Regions from separate parts of the Homo sapiens genome. Here region 2 is linked to region 1. The links are chromatin loops, found by intact Hi-C in ENCODE. Cell type or tissue: uterus. All regions are shown on one strand. Each heading gives the region's core, and the rest is flanking DNA. Links, peaks and the distances in the headings are about the cores only.

Region 1 (8,314 bases), core at 29-8,028:
TTATGTCTAGCTCAGGGACTGTAAATACACCAATCGGCACTCTGTATCTAGCACAAGGTTTGTAAACACACCAATCAGCACTCTGTGTCTAGCTCAGGGTTTGTGAATGCACCAATCGACACTCTGTATCTAGCTACTCTGGTGGGGACTTGGAGAACCTTTGTGTGGACACTCTGTATCTAGCTAATCTGGTGAGGATGTGGAGAAGCTTTGTGTCTAGCTCAGGGATTGTAAACGCACCAATCAGCGCCCTGTCAAAACAGACCACTGGACTCTACCAATCAGCAGGATGTGGGTGGGGCCAGATAAGAGAATAAAAGCTGGCTGCGGGAGCCAGCAGTGGTAACTCGCTCGGGTCCCCTTCCATAGTGTGGAAGCTTTGTTCTTTCTCTCTTTCCAGTAAGTCTTGCTGCTGCTCACTCTTTGGGTCCACACTGCCTTTATGAGCTGTAACACTCACCGCGAAGATCTGCAGCTTCACTCCTGAAGCCAGTGAGACCACGAACCCACCAGAAGGAAGAAACTCCGAACACCTCCGAACGTCAGAAGGAACAAACTCCGGACAGGCCGCCTTTAGGAACTGTAACACTCACGGCAAGGGTCCGCGGCTTCATTCTTGAAGTCAGTGAGACCAAGAACCCACCAATTCCGGACACACCGGGACGACTAACCGGCTCTCCACAGGATATGCATCCCCTAACACGTGAGGCCTAAGCTCCAGGCCCTGCTGTGGTAGCAATGCTCACCAGCCGCCTGTTCAGTACCCACTCTCCTTTTCCCTTTGCATTACCCGCAGCCTTCCTTTGGAGGACTGCCCCCAGCTCCCCACTGGGGAGCAGCCGTCTGTCTGGGTGGAGAACCCACTTTCCTTCAGGAGTGACCCTGCTGCACAGCCCCCAGCGCACGCACCGTGACTGTGCTGAGACAGACGGGACACAGCGGCACACGTGCCCTCCTCAGAGCAACAGCGGGCCCATCCGTCAGAGCTGCGGGAAGCATCTGTAAACAAGGGAGCCCAGAGCCCAAGGTCACTGCAGCAGCCACCTCCAACACAAAGCCCACGAAGTCGCCCACCAGGCAGGCAAAGTCAGAATGGCACAAAGCAAAGGTGCCAGGCCCTAAGGCACACCTGAGGCTCTGCCTCAACAGTGCCCTTCAGGGTTGGGCTCAGGTGGGTGGGTTTCCACGACTTCCAACCTAGTGCACCCTCACCTACACCTGGCAGGACAAAGAGAATGGTCTAAATGTGAGGAACGCAGCCTGGACTTCATGCCCTGTCTGTGCTGACAAGCAACCATTCCAACATCAGAGATCTTCAAGCCACAAGGCTGCACCACAGGCCACCTCCCACAGAGAGGATTCAACCGCAGACACGACTCCCAAGCCCCAGGGTCCTCTGCCACCAGCAGCCCCAGAGCAGTCAAGTTAGGACCCAAACTGTGTAGACAGAGCTACACAAAATTAGACAGGAGAAGCCAATGTATCCCACTAATTTCATAGCAAAGGTTCCTTATTACAAATACAGCAAACCAAGGACAGACAGCAAAGCTACTGCTCGCAGCCAAGAACTGAAGAGTGGCTGGGAGGGAGGCACTGGGGTTCCAACAGTGGAAATCAGAACGGAGCTCATTTTCCTCCTGCAGCCCAGCCCTCAACTTCAGTCCCATCTTAAAAATAACCAGCCGGGGCCGGGCGCAGTGGCTCACACCTGGAATCCCAGCACTTTGGGAGGCTGAGGCGGGCAGATCTCTTGAGGAAAGGAGTTCGAGACCAGACTGGCCAACGTGGTAAAACCCCATCTCTACTAAAAATACAGAAAATTAGCTGGGCATGGTAGCTCACACTTGTAATCCCAGCTACTCGGGAGGCTGAGGCAGGAGACTCACTTGAACCCAGGAGGCAGAGGTTGCAGTGAGCTGAGATTGCACTACTGCACTCCAGCCTGGGCGACAGAGCGAGACTCCATCTCAAACAAAAAAACAAGCAAAAAAAATAACCAGCCAGGTGCAGTGGCTCCCACCCGTAATCCCAGCACTTTGGGAGGCTGAGATCACTGGAGTCCAGGAGCTCGAGACCATCCTGGCCAACGTGGCGAAACGCTGTCTCTACCACAAATACAAAAATTAGCCAGGCATGGTAGCACACACCTGTAATCCCAGCTACTCGGGAGGCAGGAGAATCACTTAAACCCAGGAGGCAGAAGTTGCAGTGAGCCGAGATAGCGAGATAGTGCTACTGCACTCCAGCCTGTGTGACAGAGCGAGACTCCATTTCAAAAAAAAAAAAAAGAAAGAAAGAAAGAAACTCTCAGTTTATACCAGGCTTACTCAACAGGATAACTTTGCGGCATATTGTGTCCTAAAATGCTTGCTAAATAAATACCACTTGGCTAAAGACAATGAACAAAAGGGAAAAAAGGCCGGGCGTGGTGGCCCACGTCTGTAATCCCCGCACTTTGGGAGACTGAGGCAGGCGATCACGAGGTCAGGAGATCGAGACCATCCTGGCTAACATGGTGAAACCCAGTCTCTACTAAAAATACAAAAAATTGGCCGGCATGGTGGCGGGCGCCTGTAGTCCCAGCTACTTGGGAGGCTGGGGCAGGAGAACGGCGTGAACCTGGGAGGCGGAGCTTGCAGTGAGCCGAGATGGCGCCACCGCACTCCAGCCTGGGCGATAGAGCAAGACTCCATCTCAAAAAAAAAAAAAAAATTAACCAATTAACCTACACAATCCTTTTTTGTTTTTTTTTTGTTTTTTTTCTGAGACAGAGTTTCACTCTTGTCCTCTTGTCGCCCAGGCTGGAGTGCAATGGCACAACCAAGGCTCACTGCAACCTCTGCCTCCCAGGTTCAAGCGATTCTCCTGCTTCAGCCTCCCGAGGAGCTGGGATTACAGGCATGCGCCAACTCGCCTATCTAATTTTTGTATTTTTAGTAGAAATGAGGATTCACCACGTTGGCCAGGATGGTCTCGAACTCCCGACCTCAGGTGATTCGCCCGCCTCGGCCTCCCAAAGTGCTGGGATTACAGGTGTGAGTCACTGCGCCCAGTCGACAGTCCATCTTAAATCGTATCACTTAGACTACAAGTTTAACCTTAGACATGTTTAATCCTGTGTTGATGAGCGAGTAGCCAATTTCTGTGTCACAGTAAGCTTGAAGAACTAATGCGAGTTTTTAATAACTCCTCAGGAGAGTCCCAGCACATGGGGCTGTGCTTTCGGAGTCTTGATTAGGTCAGCAGGGGTCACATGAATTCCAGGCTTTCAAAGTTACACAGGCCGGAGCCTCCGGTCACCAGCTCTAGGGAAAGAGTGGGAAATGCATGCGCTCTGCTCACAAGCACAGTAGATGCCAGCCCGAAAGCCAAATAAACCTCCAGGAACCACGCAGGGATCACAGGGAAGGAAGAACGAAGAAACAGGTTCCAAGGCTGAGCACCACTCTGCTCCCTCCCAGGCAACACACGCACCCCACAGGCCCTGCCAGGATCGCCTCAGGGTCCAGGCTGCTGTGGACTACACAACAGCACCAACAGATTTTGTTGGCAGGAAAAAAGGCCCAATCCTGGAATGCCCACTATAGCCACAGGAAGTTTTCAAAGTACTCTGACCATTCCCCACACGTAAAACGTCCCCCCTGCTATTTCTCAGCCTGTAGGAAGAAGCTTAGAAGATCATTATAAAAGCAATAATCTGGCCGGATGCGGCGGCTCACGCCTGTAATCCCAACACTTTGGGAGGCCGAGGCAGGCAGATCACCTGAGGTCGGGAGTTCGAGACCAGCCTGGCCAACATGGAGAAACCCCACCTCTACTAATAATGCAAAATTAGCCGGGCGTGGTGGCACATGCCTGTAATCCCAGCTACTCAGGAGGCTGAGGCAGGAGAATCGCTCAAACCCGGGAGGCGAAGGTTGCAGTGAGCTGAGATTGTACCATTGCACTCCAGCCTGAGCAACAAAAGTGAAACTCCGTCTCAAAAAAAAAAAAAAGCAAGAATCCAATTCTCCAATTCTTATCGATGCCCTGAAACGTCCACTCCTCCCTTTATTAAGCGGAAAGGACCATGTCTACTGGGTAGATCCAGCTCCTATTTAAGAGGTGACAGACTTTACTGCTGAAGGGTAAAGTTTACATGTCATTGTGACTTCTAAGAATTCCGATGTTCCTAATGACTCATAAAGTCATATATTTTAGTCTGTTCTCAGTAAAAGTGTTCTCAACATTACAAATATAAAAAAGTAATGACAAATGCAAAAGTATCACAAATAAGAACAGAACCAAAATTCAACCCCAGCGGCAGCAGGACATCCGGTGTGGGTTAACGCCCGCCTCATCAGCACCTTTCCCTGGCTTGTTCTCCAGCTCTCGGAGGTGAGTACAGAAAGTGGACGCCTGGCGTCGGACTCACCTGAACTCTCTGCCTTCGCTGTACCGTCTACTGGAGGAGACCCTCGGGGCAGCTGTCTCCAGGAGCAGCTTCTGAGGGAGTCTTCCGGGGGGAGCAGCGTCTCTGCCATCGTCCTCATCCATGTCCTGGTCACACTTCCATTCCTCATCTTCATTTAAGGTCGGCAGGTATCCAGATATGCCCTTCCCTGTCCCTGACCCAGAGCTCTGGTCACTACAGACTTTGGGGCTCTCCGAGCCTGTCCTCGTATATTCCAAATAAATATCAGACTTAAGGAAGGAGGGATAGGTGTTTTCCTCCATAGTGGCCTGGATTTCGGTCTGGGCCTGGTCAAACATGGCAGGATCGATCAGCTGCTTCATGATGCAGCCCTTTATGAAGCTCTTGGTGGCTGGCTTGGTCTGCCGGGACACGATGCCATTGTTATCAAGAATGTACTTTCGGTAGATGGCTCTCGCCAGCTTCAGCCTCTTCTCCTCGTTCGAGTCACAGGGCTCCAGCTTCCTGAAGCCAGTGCAGGCAAACCAGAAGTCCAGCAAGTCGGCACAGCCCTCCTGCTTCAGGAAAGTCCTGAACAGGCTTATCCCATCTTGGTCATCCAGCAGGGAATGCAGTGACTCAGCCCACTTCAAGTATGGTGGGGTGGGGGAGGCACTGCCCTCAGGCTCATACCCCAGGTCCAGATCCGAGCGCCTCGGAGTGGCCGTCGAAGTCTCACCTTTAATGCCAACACCTTTCCCGGAGCAGAAACTGTAGCTGGCGGGCCTCGGGTCTGTGGACACCAGTTCTCCCTCCTCACCAGGCACTGGGGGTCGGGGAGCATCTTCGGTGAAACTTGCTCCGAGGTCCAAGGGGAAACCCTGCTCTTGGATATTCATTTTGGGACTCTGCGTCAAGGAACAATGAGCGCTGCACCCTAATACATCAGTACTTACAGCTCCAAAGTGAATCAATCTGTCCTGTTGAAACCATTAAGAGGACAAGGATTAGGAAAGGTGGGTCCATGAAACACGACCAGAGGTTTTCTCAAGACAAGACTCACGATGACGCCCTCCCGCTCAAACTCAAAGCAAGAAACTCAGTTTAAATGTTCAATCAAGATATATTTTGGCCACAAGCATAGTTCTACTTTAAAGCAATTTCTGGAAACTTTTACAACTACAGGAATGCCTCTCATGCTAAGAAGGGATGCCCAGGACATGGGAATGCCACTCCCCACAAGTCTCACTGCACAAACATCACGGAGGCTGGCAGCTTGAGCACCTCCCACCTCAGCTGCAGAGCTGAGGGACAGGGAAGGCAGGAAGACCGGAGGAAGGAAAGCTGCCTCTAGTCCTGACTATGTGTACAAACCTGAGTGAGGGCTGGACCCTCACAAGTAAGATGGAGACAATCGCTCCACCAGCCCCAGCAACACTCAGAGAGAAAGGAAGGTGCGCTACAGCCCCGAAGGTGGTGGGCGTCTTCTGAACCCCACGTCCTCCAGGCCCACGGCCACTGTTTTCTACCTGCTGCATCACGTCACGCGTGGTACACCTTCCGACACATGAGAACACACTGCAGGGTGTTCCTCCGACTCTCAACACACGCCTCAAAGAGAGATAATCATGGGTCACCTTCAGCCCCATCGACCGAGGGATCAAGGACACCACCCAGGCCCACAGAGGCGCTCGGACACCGTCACTGGAGACAATCTTAAAATGCTCTGTCAGAATGCTGCACTTGACTCTGAAAAGCCTCTCTGATGAGGATTCAGATAGCAAATAGTAAATGGGTACTTCAAGGAACAGAGAAGGTACAGAATAAAAGGAAATGCAAATACAATTTTTAGCTAAGGAAGCTATAGTTCATGTGACTTCACTCCTTAAGCTGAAAACCAAACCACCCACCCTCTTAGACATCAGGGAACTATAGAATTTGCTGCTACTACTGCTGCTGCTGCTACAAGCCTGCAAGGGGTGTGCAAAAGAGAGTAGATAAGGGCTCCAACAGAACCCCTGCCATGGTCTATGGTCCTTCCTGCCACGTCCTACAGGAGCCCAGGAGCTCTGGCTATGCCTGTCAACCCGGCCATGCAGGTGACTGAAACAACAGCCTGCCATGATGTAAGTGGTCCTGGCTAAAAGGGGCTGGAGAGAGGGCTTTAGAGAAGCATGTTGGGTTCAAAAGCCTAGAGTGCTGAACAAGTCACAGCAAACAAATAAAACCCTAAAACCCAGGACCAACTGAAGGGGGATCTATCCCCCAGCCACCACTCCACACTGCTGTCCCTTGTCTATGTGGAATCTGTCCCCCACACCAACTTCCTCACATTGCACACACTTTACCAGCCAACAGCTGCTCACGGCTGGAAGCACGAAGGATCCACAGAGCCAGGCGTGGTGTCACGCACCTGTAGTCCCAGCTACTCAGGAGGCTGAGGCTGGAGGATCCCTTGAGCCCAAGAGTTCAAGACTAACCTGGGCAACATAGTGAGACCCAATCTCTACCAAAAAACAGTTCTTAATTAGCCGGGTATGGTAGCGTATGCCTGTAGTCTCAGCTACTTGGAAGACTGAGGCAAGAGGATCACTTGACCCAGGAGTTCAAGGCTGCAGTGAGCTATAATCGCACCCCACTGCACTCCAGCCTGGGCAACAGAGCAAGATCCTGTCTCTAAAAAAAAAATAGGCCGGGCACAGTGGCTCACACCTGTAATCCCAGCACTTTGGGAAGCCAAGGCGGGCGGATCACGAGGTCAAGAGATCGAGACCATCCTGGCTAACACGGTGAAACCCCATCTCTACTAAAAATACAAAAAATTAGCCAGGCATGGTGGTGGGCACCTGCAGTCCCAGCTACTCGGGAGACTGACGTGGGAGAATGGCATGAACCCGGGAGGCAGAGCTTGCAGTGAGCCGACACCGCGCCGGCCACTGCACTCCAGCTTGGGCGACAGAGTGAGACTCTGTCTCAAAAAAATAAAATAAAATAAAATAAAATAAAATTAGTAAATAAATAAGAAGCACCCATAGATGGAGGATGGTTTGCAACTATGTGCCCCCAATGACATTTCAGCAGCTAAGGACTTTTTGTGAACGCTGCTGGGTAGTATGTCATCTTGGCCTCAGCAGGAACACACAGCTTCTAAAGGTCAAGGCCCAGTGAGCTGTGACATCCTGCTGCTCACAGACCACTTCAGCGGCAGTCACTCCGTGAGCCACATCAGCATGGAGGGAGCACCCTGGGCGTGGGCACCTCCACACTAGCTCACGGTCATCTGTCTGGGACGCCATCACAGGAAAGAAGGCCTGCACCCTGACCACCTGAGCCTTACCACTATAGATGTACTACCATTCACTAGCTTGAAGAACCAAGTCACCGGAGAGTGGAAAGTGATTAATCAGACAGTGCTCAGAAGGGAGGCTAACCACAAGTCACCATCATGCTCTCATAAGGGACTTAAGTCTTCTGTGTTAATTATTGGTAGTAGCGGGACCCACAGCACCCAGCACAAGGTCCTGCAACTAACGGGCACCAGTAAGTCATTCACTGATGTAAAAAAGAAAAGACATTTGTCACAGACGCCAAACACTGGCTCTCTACAGGGGCTGAACTACTGTACCACAGAAAACAGCAGCAAATTCTTCCAAAACTAATGGGTTTTGTTGTTTTGTTTTTTGTTATTTTGAGACAGGGTCTCGCTCTGTCGCCTAGGCTGGACTGCAGTGGGGCGATCTCAGCTCACTGCAGCCTCAGCTTCCCAGGCTCAAGCAATTCTCCAGCCTCAGCCTCTCAAGTGGCGGGGACTACAGGCACGAGTCATCAACGCCCGGCTAATTACTGTATTTTGGGTTTCACCACGTTGGCCAGGCTGGTCTCAAACTCCTGAGCTCAAAGCAATCCACCCGCCTCGGCCTC
Region 2 (8,314 bases), core at 147-8,146, 61 kb before region 1:
CGCCGCCTGGAGCCCCTCTGTCTTGGGTGGGGCTGGGGCTGGGGCTCAGGCTCTGTAGGGCGTGTGGTGATCCCCGAGAAGACGGGAGCGAAGTGGGCAGGGACTCAGAAACCCCTGCCCAGGGCACCAGGGAGAGGGGCTTCAGGAGGCCACCAGCCCGGGGCGCCATGGGAGGCGGCGCAGAGCCTGAGCCCAGGGATTTGGAGACAGCCGCCCCCGGCACCCGAGCACCATGGGGAGGAACTCCTAGACTGTGGGAAAGTGTTCAGAGACCCCAGTCCAGAGCAGGGTGGTGGAGGGCCCTAGAGGGTCAGTAGGCTTGGGGGGCCGCCGAGGGCCCTAGAGGGTCAGTAGGTTTGGGGGCCGCCGAGGGCCCTAGAGGGTCAGTAGGTTTGGGGGCCGCCGAGGGCCGCTGCTCTCTAGCAGGTAGCCCCTGACCCTGGGCTGCCCTCATCTGAAGTCTTCGCTCCCCCGCCCTTTGGTCTCCGAGTCAGGGAGGGGGCCCTTGTGGACATCTGGGCCAGAGGAGCTGCAGGCCTGGCGGTCTCTGGAGGCCCCTCCTGAAGGTCTGGGTGCGGTGCGGCACCTCCCCAGGCCGCCCTGCTCTCTCTGCTCGCTCTCTCCCTGAGCCCCCAGAGGCTTCCCTTGAGTCCCTTTGGATAGTGGGAGGTACAGCTGGCCAGAGGGGGCTCCAGCCTGGTGCTCGAATGCCAGGGTCCGCTAGTGGCTGCTGCTCACGCCCCTCCCCACCCCCAGTCCTCCTGGCTGACAAGGAGGGTGGGCCGCCGGCAGTGGACGAGGTGTTGGATGAGGCTGTGCCCGAGTACCGGGCGCCGGGGAGGAAGAGCCTCTTGGAGATCCGGCAGCTGGACCCGGACGACAGGAGCCTGGCCAAGTACAAGCGGGTGCTGCTGGGGCCCCTGCCACCGGCCGTGGGTATGGCAGGGGTCTAGGCTTGGAGGGCTGGGTCTGGGGGGCTGGTGAGGAGCCTGGTGGGGGTGGGGGGCATCCTGCAGACTTCCAGTTTCTCCTCAGACCCAAGCCTGCCCAATGTGCAGGTGACCAGGCTGACACTCCTGTCGGAACAGGCTCCGGGGCCCGTCGTCATGGATCTCACAGGTAACTCGCAGGATGCTGCACCCTGAACACAGGTAGGGCCCTCCCAGGCACGCTTCTGCACCCCTGAGTTCCGAGCCCTGGGCCATCACAGTCGCACACCTCATGGGTACCACACCCTACGTGGGGGCTCCTGGAGCAGGTCTCAGCCTGTAGGGGAGTTCCGACCCTAGCTGAGGTTTCCCCAATAGGGGACCTGGCTGTTCTGAAGGACCAGGTGTTTGTCCTGAAGGAAGGTGTTGATTACAGAGTGAAGATCTCCTTCAAGGTGAGAGCCGGGGCAATGGGCGGAGGGGATGGGGGTGGGGGCAACAGCCAGAGGCCTGGCCCCCAGAGGAACCCCTAATGCCTCTGTTCCCAGGTCCACAGGGAGATTGTCAGCGGCCTCAAGTGTCTGCACCACACCTACCGCCGGGGCCTGCGCGGTGAGGGCAGCGGTGGGGGGAACGGGGCGGGGGGGGGAAGCGGGGGCAGACAGAGGACAGCTCTGATGCCCTCGCCCTCCCTAGTGGACAAGACCGTCTACATGGTGGGCAGCTATGGCCCGAGCGCCCAGGAGTATGAGTTTGTGACTCCGGTGGAGGAAGCGCCGAGGGGTGCGCTGGTGCGGGGCCCCTATCTGGTGGTGTCCCTCTTCACCGACGATGACAGGACGCACCACCTGTCCTGGGAGTGGGGTCTCTGCATCTGCCAGGACTGGAAGGACTGAACCCCCAGTCCGTGTCTCCCCTACCTCCCTCAGTTGTTGCACAGGGACCCCCAAGCATCCCCAGCACCCCCCGTGAGTGACCAGACCCTCCCCTGCTGCCCCTGCTGCCCCTGCTGCCCCTGCTCTGTCCCGGGACCCCCTGGCCTGGCGCTGTCCCCTGAGCTGTCCCATTAAACATGGCCCTGTCTCTCTCGGTGCCCTGGGTGTCGTCTCTTTCTGCCTCCCCTCCCCTGGGGGCCGGGGGCGGCCGCATGGGCCTTGTCTTTGCTGGGACTGGGCCTGTGTGCCACGTGGCAGCTGCTGCTTGGCTTCTGGCCCCCTTATCTGCCCCCGCCCCACGCGCCCTGGCAGCACCATGAGCCGCCAGCTTCTGCCTGTACTGCTGCTGCTGCTGCTCAGGGCTTCGTGCCCATGGGGTCAGGAACAGGGAGCGAGGAGCCCCTCGGAGGAGCCTCCAGAGGAGGAAATCCCCAAGGAGGATGGGATCTTGGTGCTGAGCCGCCACACCCTGGGCCTGGCCCTGCGGGAGCACCCTGCCCTGCTGGTGGAATTCTGTGAGTGCTGGGGCCAGTGGGGCTGGGGACCGGCGGGGGACCGGCAGAGCCCACCTGGGGGCCCCACCCTTTGCCGGCAAATGCAGGGCATGTGCCCAAGAGGGGCCTCCCCGCAGGCACTTGCCCCCACTGTGCCCAGGAGCTCTCTAGGAGGGGCCTGGGGGTCTGGTTGGGGCAGGCAGGAGCAGTGTGGTAGTACTGGGGGTACCCACAGGACTTGAGAACACCTGTGCCTCCCTGCTCGGCCAGCGGCCACGGTGCCAGAGTCACCACCTTGCCGGCCACTCCTCCAGCTGCCAGGGGCATCCCACAGACTCTGCAGAGGCTCGGGCAGTATCCAGGCTTTGGGGGCCCATGGAGGTCCCTGACGTGTGTGCCCTGTGGTCTTTTCGCAACCCTTGACACACATAGGAACTGTTCTTGCCTAGGAGGCCTTCACAGGCAGCCACATGGGCCCGGGAGCCCCAGCCATACAAGGCACGAAAGGGAGGGGTCTTTTTATTTTTATTTTTTGAGATGGAGTTTTGCTTTTGTCGCCCAGGCTGGAGTGCAGTGGCCCTATCTCGGCTCACTGCAACCTCCGCCTCCCAGGTTCAAGCAATTCTCCTGCCTCAGCCTCCCGAGTAGCTGGGATTATAGGCATACGCAACCAATCCCGGCTAATATTTTTTGTATTTTTAGTAGAGATGGGGTTTCTCCATGTTGGTCAGGCTGGTCTCGAACTCCCAACCTCAGGTGATATGCCCGCCTCTGCCTCCCAAAGTGCTGGGATTACTGGCGTGAGCCACTGAGCCTGGCTGTGGGGGGAGGGGGGGTGGTCTTTCAAGCTCTCCCAAGCCTTACTGGTCCCTGTGCTGCAGCCTGGGGGGCCACGAAGAGGCACTGGTGCTCGGCTTGTCCACGGCCAGGGCTCAGGGCAGAATGGAGCAGCACGCTTGTTCCCTGCTGGGTTGTCAGGTGTGGAGAGGGTGCTCCTGGGGTTGTGGTGGCCTGGGGCACTCACGGCCCCATCCCCCAGATGCCCCGTGGTGTGGGCACTGCCAGGCCCTGGCCCCCGAGTACAGCAAGGCAGCTGCCGTGCTCGCGGCCGAGTCAATGGTGGTCACGCTGGCCAAGGTGGATGGGCCCGCGCAGCGCGAGCTGGCTGAGGAGTTTGGTGTGACGGAGTACCCTACGCTCAAGTTCTTCCGCAATGGGAACCGCACGCACCCGGAGGAGTACACAGGTGAGGGGCAGGCCGGTCATTGGGGGGGCGGTGGCCAGGCCGAGGCTGAGGGGGACTCCCTGCAGGACCACGGGACGCTGAGGGCATTGCCGAGTGGCTGCGACGGCGGGTGGGGCCCAGTGCCATGCGGCTGGAGGACGAGGCGGCCGCCCAGGCGCTGATCGGTGGCCGGGACCTAGTGGTCATTGGCTTCTTCCAGGTGAGCCACTGGGCATGGGGGGCCGGGCCATGAGGGCAGTGACTGTGGGTGGGACCGGGTGGCCTCACAGGGCCAGGCCCCTCAGGACCTGCAGGACGAGGACGTGGCCACCTTCTTGGCCTTGGCCCAGGACGCCCTGGACATGACCTTTGGCCTCACAGACCGGCCGCGGCTCTTTCAGCAGTTTGGCCTCACCAAGGACACTGTGGTTCTCTTCAAGAAGGTAGGTCAGGCCCAGGTGTGGGTTGGGGTCCGGCTGCAGCGCCCGCTAACCCACCTGCTGCTGTCCAGTTTGATGAGGGGCGGGCAGACTTCCCCGTGGACGAGGAGCTTGGCCTGGACCTGGGGGATCTGTCGCGCTTCCTGGTCACACACAGCATGCGCCTGGTCACGGAGTTCAACAGCCAGGTGCGTAGGCTGCAGTGCCTGGGCTGGGGGTGTCCCAGGGTAGAGTCGTCCAGGGATGGGGGTGCCTAGGCTGGGGGTCCTGTGGAGTCATGAGCACCCTCCCTACTGTAGACGTCTGCCAAGATCTTCGCGGCCAGGATCCTCAACCACCTGCTGCTGTTTGTCAACCAGACGCTGGCTGCGCACCGGGAGCTCCTAGCGGGCTTTGGGGAGGCAGCTCCCCGCTTCCGGGGGCAGGTACTGGGGGGCTGGGGGAAAGGGGCAGCGGGAGAGTGGCCGGTGCCAGCATGGACTCCCTGCCACAGGTGCTGTTCGTGGTGGTGGACGTGGCGGCCGACAATGAGCACGTGCTGCAGTACTTTGGACTCAAGGCTGAGGCAGCCCCCACTCTGCGCTTGGTCAACCTTGAAACCACTAAGAAGTATGCGCCTGTGGATGGGGGCCCTGTCACCGCAGCGTCCATCACTGCTTTCTGCCATGCAGTCCTCAACGGCCAAGTCAAGGTCCGCTGCAGACTGCTCATAATGGAAGGGGAACCCTGACCTCATCCCACCAGCTTGGCAGGGGGTGGGAACAGCAGCTCTCAGAGCCCCCTGCCCCTGCAGGCCCCGCAGAGGCCCCCCTCAACCCGGCAATTCTCCCAACCCGGCGGTTCTCCCAACCCCAACCCGGCGGTTCTCCCAACCCCAAACCCGCGGTTCTCCCAACCCCAACCCCGCGGTTCTCCCAACCCCAACCCCAACCCCAACCCCAACCCCGCGGTTCTCCCAACCCCGCGGTTCTCCCAACCCCGCGGTTCTCCCAACCCCAACCCCGCGGTTCTCCAACCCCGCGGTTCTCCCAACCCCAACCTCAACCCCAACCCCACAGAGGTCCCTCCCCCCACCAAACCCCACAGTTCTCCCTCCCCCCACTAAACCCCACAGTTCTCCCAAACTTGAAGAGGACCTCCCTGTCAGGCCCTGCAGAGGATCTCCCCCCCACCTGCCCCCGGCCCCGCACAGGACCTCCCCCCCACCGCCCCCCCCACACAGAACCTCCCCCTGCCGCTGACCCCGCACAGGACCTCCCCCCCACCCCCCAGGCCCTGCACAGGACCTCCTGAACCCTGCAGAGGACCCCTGGCAAAGCGCCTGTCCTGGTTTCCCCCAGCCCTATCTCCTGAGCCAGGAGATACCCCCTGATTGGGATCAGCGGCCAGTTAAGACCCTCGTGGGCAAGAATTTTGAGCAGGTGGCTTTTGACGAAACCAAGAATGTGTTTGTCAAGTTCTGTGAGTGTTGAGGGAGGCAGGGGTGGTGTGGGCTGGGCAGGGGCTGCCCAGATGGCTGTGCTCAACGGCTCCCATCCTAGATGCCCCGTGGTGCACCCACTGCAAGGAGATGGCCCCTGCCTGGGAGGCATTGGCTGAGAAGTACCAAGACCACGAGGACATCATCATTGCTGAGCTGGATGCCACGGCCAACGAGCTGGATGCCTTCGCTGTGCACGGCTTCCCTACTCTCAAGTACTTCCCAGCAGGGCCAGGTCGGAAGGTATGGCGGACAGGTGGCTGGGGAGGAAGCCGGGGTGCCATCTTGCTGGGCATGGGGCTGGGCCCCACGTGTCCTCCAGATCCCCCTGCCTCTTCTCAGGTGATTGAATACAAAAGCACCAGGGACCTGGAGACTTTCTCCAAGTTCCTGGACAACGGGGGCGTGCTGCCCACGGAGGAGCCCCCGGAGGAGCCAGCAGCCCCGTTCCCGGTGGGTGTCCCTAAGCCAGGGCTCCAGGCCTCTGCACAAATCCTCTTTACACAGGGCTGGCAGGGGCGGGGGCAGGGGTAGGCTGGGAGCAGAGCTTCGAGCTGCACTTGTGACCCTTTCTAGGAGCCACCGGCCAACTCCACTATGGGGTCCAAGGAGGAACTGTAGCTGCCCCCGTGTCACCCCCGCCATCACTGCTGGACAGGAGCCACCCCCTTGGGTACCAGAGGGAGCTGTGCATTGTGAATAAAGAGTGAGCTTGGTTCTGGACTCTGTGTGCCTGGTCCCTCAGCAAGGCTGGCCTGATGCAGCTCTGCCCAGCTGGGGGCTCCAGGGCAGGAAGGTGGAGCACGTTCCTGCTCTAGCCCTGCCAGCCTCTGAGTCACAGGTGATCCCCATGCCTGCTGGAGGCCAGTGTGCCCTCCTTTACCACGGGGGCTGAGGCTGGGAGACCTAGGCCAGGCCCCACCCGCAGAAGACACACCACAGCCAGGGCAGGTTCAAAAACAGTTTTATTTCATTATTATCCAAGTACCTTTGAAAAGATAATTAATTGTACAAGTGTCATCGCATGAAAAACAGACTCGGGCAGCCCCTGCTGGCCTAGCCTGAGAAATGTACATATTTACACGGGCCCTCAGAAAGGAGGACCCAGGACTGCACAGCCGGCGGCTGGAGGCAGGTGCAGTGCTCCGTCGCCGATTCACACAGTGGCAGGCAAGAGACAAGCTGTGTTGAAGGCACTCGGTGGCGCGTACAATTGACAGAGGCCCTGCAGGCCTCTGCATCCGGGCCTGGGCCCCACCCAGACCTGGGTACGTGGGCAAATCCCAGAGGGAAAGTAGATCCCAGCACACGTGCCCAAGGGAGGTGCCGGGGGATGGGGGGGGGTCACCTGAAGCTGGCAGCAGGGACCTCGGCTGCCTCACTTGGGCTGGGCCCTCCAAGTATTGCTATGAGGAGTGGTCCAGGCTGCCTCCTTGGGGGCAGGACAGAAGCTTGTGGACCACTTGGAGGGACCCCCTACCTGCCTCTAGACACGGGTAGACCACAGGGATGGGTGGTACACCCAACACTGTTCCCCATCGGGCTCCTGAGTACGAGGTCATCTGCCTGGCCGTGACACCCGTGCCCGCCAAGGGCCTCGCCTGGCACAGCGGCCAGCCCACCAGCCTATCAGTCCACCTTCTCCACTTTGCCGATGATCTTCTCCTCAAAGACGGGCAGGACGGCCTCGTCCTCTCGAACCTCCTCAAACACCACCCCACAGTCAAACTCGTCGCTCACTTTCTTGAAGTAGTATCTGCAGGACGGAGGTGAGGAGGGCAGTGAGCAGGCAGCACCGCAGATGGGAAGGAGGCCTGTGGCAGGGGACGGCGTGTCCACACCCCATCCCGAGGAGCCTCCTGTCCATGCCCCACGGCCCCCACTGCATGTGCGCCCCCTCCCAGGGCAACAGTGAACAGTGCAATGACCACATGTGGGTGAAGTGGGCAGCCATGGGGGGTGAGTTCACTGCCTGCTGGGAGCACCCCACATCCCCCTGGGAGTACCTGCCCCAGCCTCTCAGGAGTTGCAGGGGGGAAGTGGACGGGTGTGGGGTGTCTGCTTCCCAAGGGCTGAGCCCCGTCATGGAGGTGACCCCAACTGGGGCCCTCCCTCAGCACCACATCTGCAGTCATGGGGTGTTTGCACAGTGGCTTGTGGACGGTGGGAACCACCCGCCAGGCTCTGCCAGGCTCTTGGGGTCAGGCCCCCTCTGCTCACCGCCCAGTGCTCACTCGGGAGCCTCCAAGGCTGGCTGCACGCAGGGCCCTGCAGGGCTGAGTGGCCCAGGGCGAATGAACCTTGGTAGGAGGGGGCTTGGCTTTTCAGTCAGGCAAAAGCACATGAGTCCAGAGCCTGGAGACAAGGTCGGCCTAGGGGAGCCTAACACAAGGTTCAGACCATCGTCGTCTAGGGGTCTGGCCTCTGTTTTCCCACCCCGAAGATGAGGGCCCTGGACGGGGGTCCCTTTGGACCCTCTCAGTCCTGTGGGGCCGAAAGCCTGATGCCACCCTCAGCCTAGGGCTTGGAGAAGTGGCTTTAGTTGCAGATGAGGGACATGAGCTGAAATGGCCGGAAGCCCTTTTTCTTCTTTTTTTTTTTTTGGGCGGGGGTAGAGACAGAGTCTCGCTCTGTCACCCAGGCTGGAGAGCAGTGGCGTGATCTCAGCTCACTGCAACCTCTGCCTCCCGAGTTCAAGCAATTCTGCCTCAGCCTCCCAAGTAGCACACCTGGCTAATTTCTTTAGTATTTTTAGTAGAGACGGGGTTTCACCATGTTGCCCAGGCTGGTCTCGAACTGCTGAGCTGAGGC

The links. A loop is a pair of places that touch in the nucleus more often than their neighbours do. Peaks named below come from ENCODE experiments on the same cell type or tissue, not always from the same donor. Only the 100,000 strongest peaks of a DNase experiment are listed, where the experiment ranks them.
Region 2: a loop joins it to region 1, with 4 times the contacts of the local background. A loop is called at or near these places in 7 of 110 quality-filtered maps.

Annotation. Positions count from the first base shown.
Region 1 is chr16:341,734-350,047 of GRCh38, forward strand. It overlaps AXIN1 (axin 1), which reads right to left. Exons shown (of 11, transcript NM_003502.4): 2 at 4,415-5,373. The coding sequence starts at 5,292. Among named protein-coding and RNA genes, the nearest start is that of AXIN1, 6.8 kb to the right of the region's middle. RefSeq lists enhancers at 1-283, 7,496-7,775. In uterus, for the core only: no CTCF peak of the experiment used is centred there; no DNase peak of the experiment used is centred there.
Region 2 is chr16:280,990-289,303 of GRCh38, forward strand. ARHGDIG (Rho GDP dissociation inhibitor gamma) reads left to right here. Exons shown (of 6, transcript NM_001176.4): 2 at 757-936; 3 at 1,036-1,119; 4 at 1,308-1,384; 5 at 1,478-1,541; 6 at 1,626-2,021. The coding sequence ends at 1,825. PDIA2 (protein disulfide isomerase family A member 2) reads left to right here and starts at 2,175. Exons shown (of 11, transcript NM_006849.4): 1 at 2,175-2,379; 2 at 3,398-3,604; 3 at 3,670-3,803; 4 at 3,889-4,026; 5 at 4,095-4,211; 6 at 4,323-4,448; 7 at 4,517-4,714; 8 at 5,364-5,484; 9 at 5,565-5,746; 10 at 5,846-5,956; 11 at 6,080-6,226. The coding sequence starts at 2,181. The coding sequence ends at 6,124. It overlaps AXIN1 (axin 1), which reads right to left. Exons shown (of 11, transcript NM_003502.4): 11 at 6,451-7,259. The coding sequence ends at 7,133. RefSeq lists an enhancer at 1-500. In uterus, for the core only: no CTCF peak of the experiment used is centred there; no DNase peak of the experiment used is centred there; H3K27me3 peaks cover 717 bases.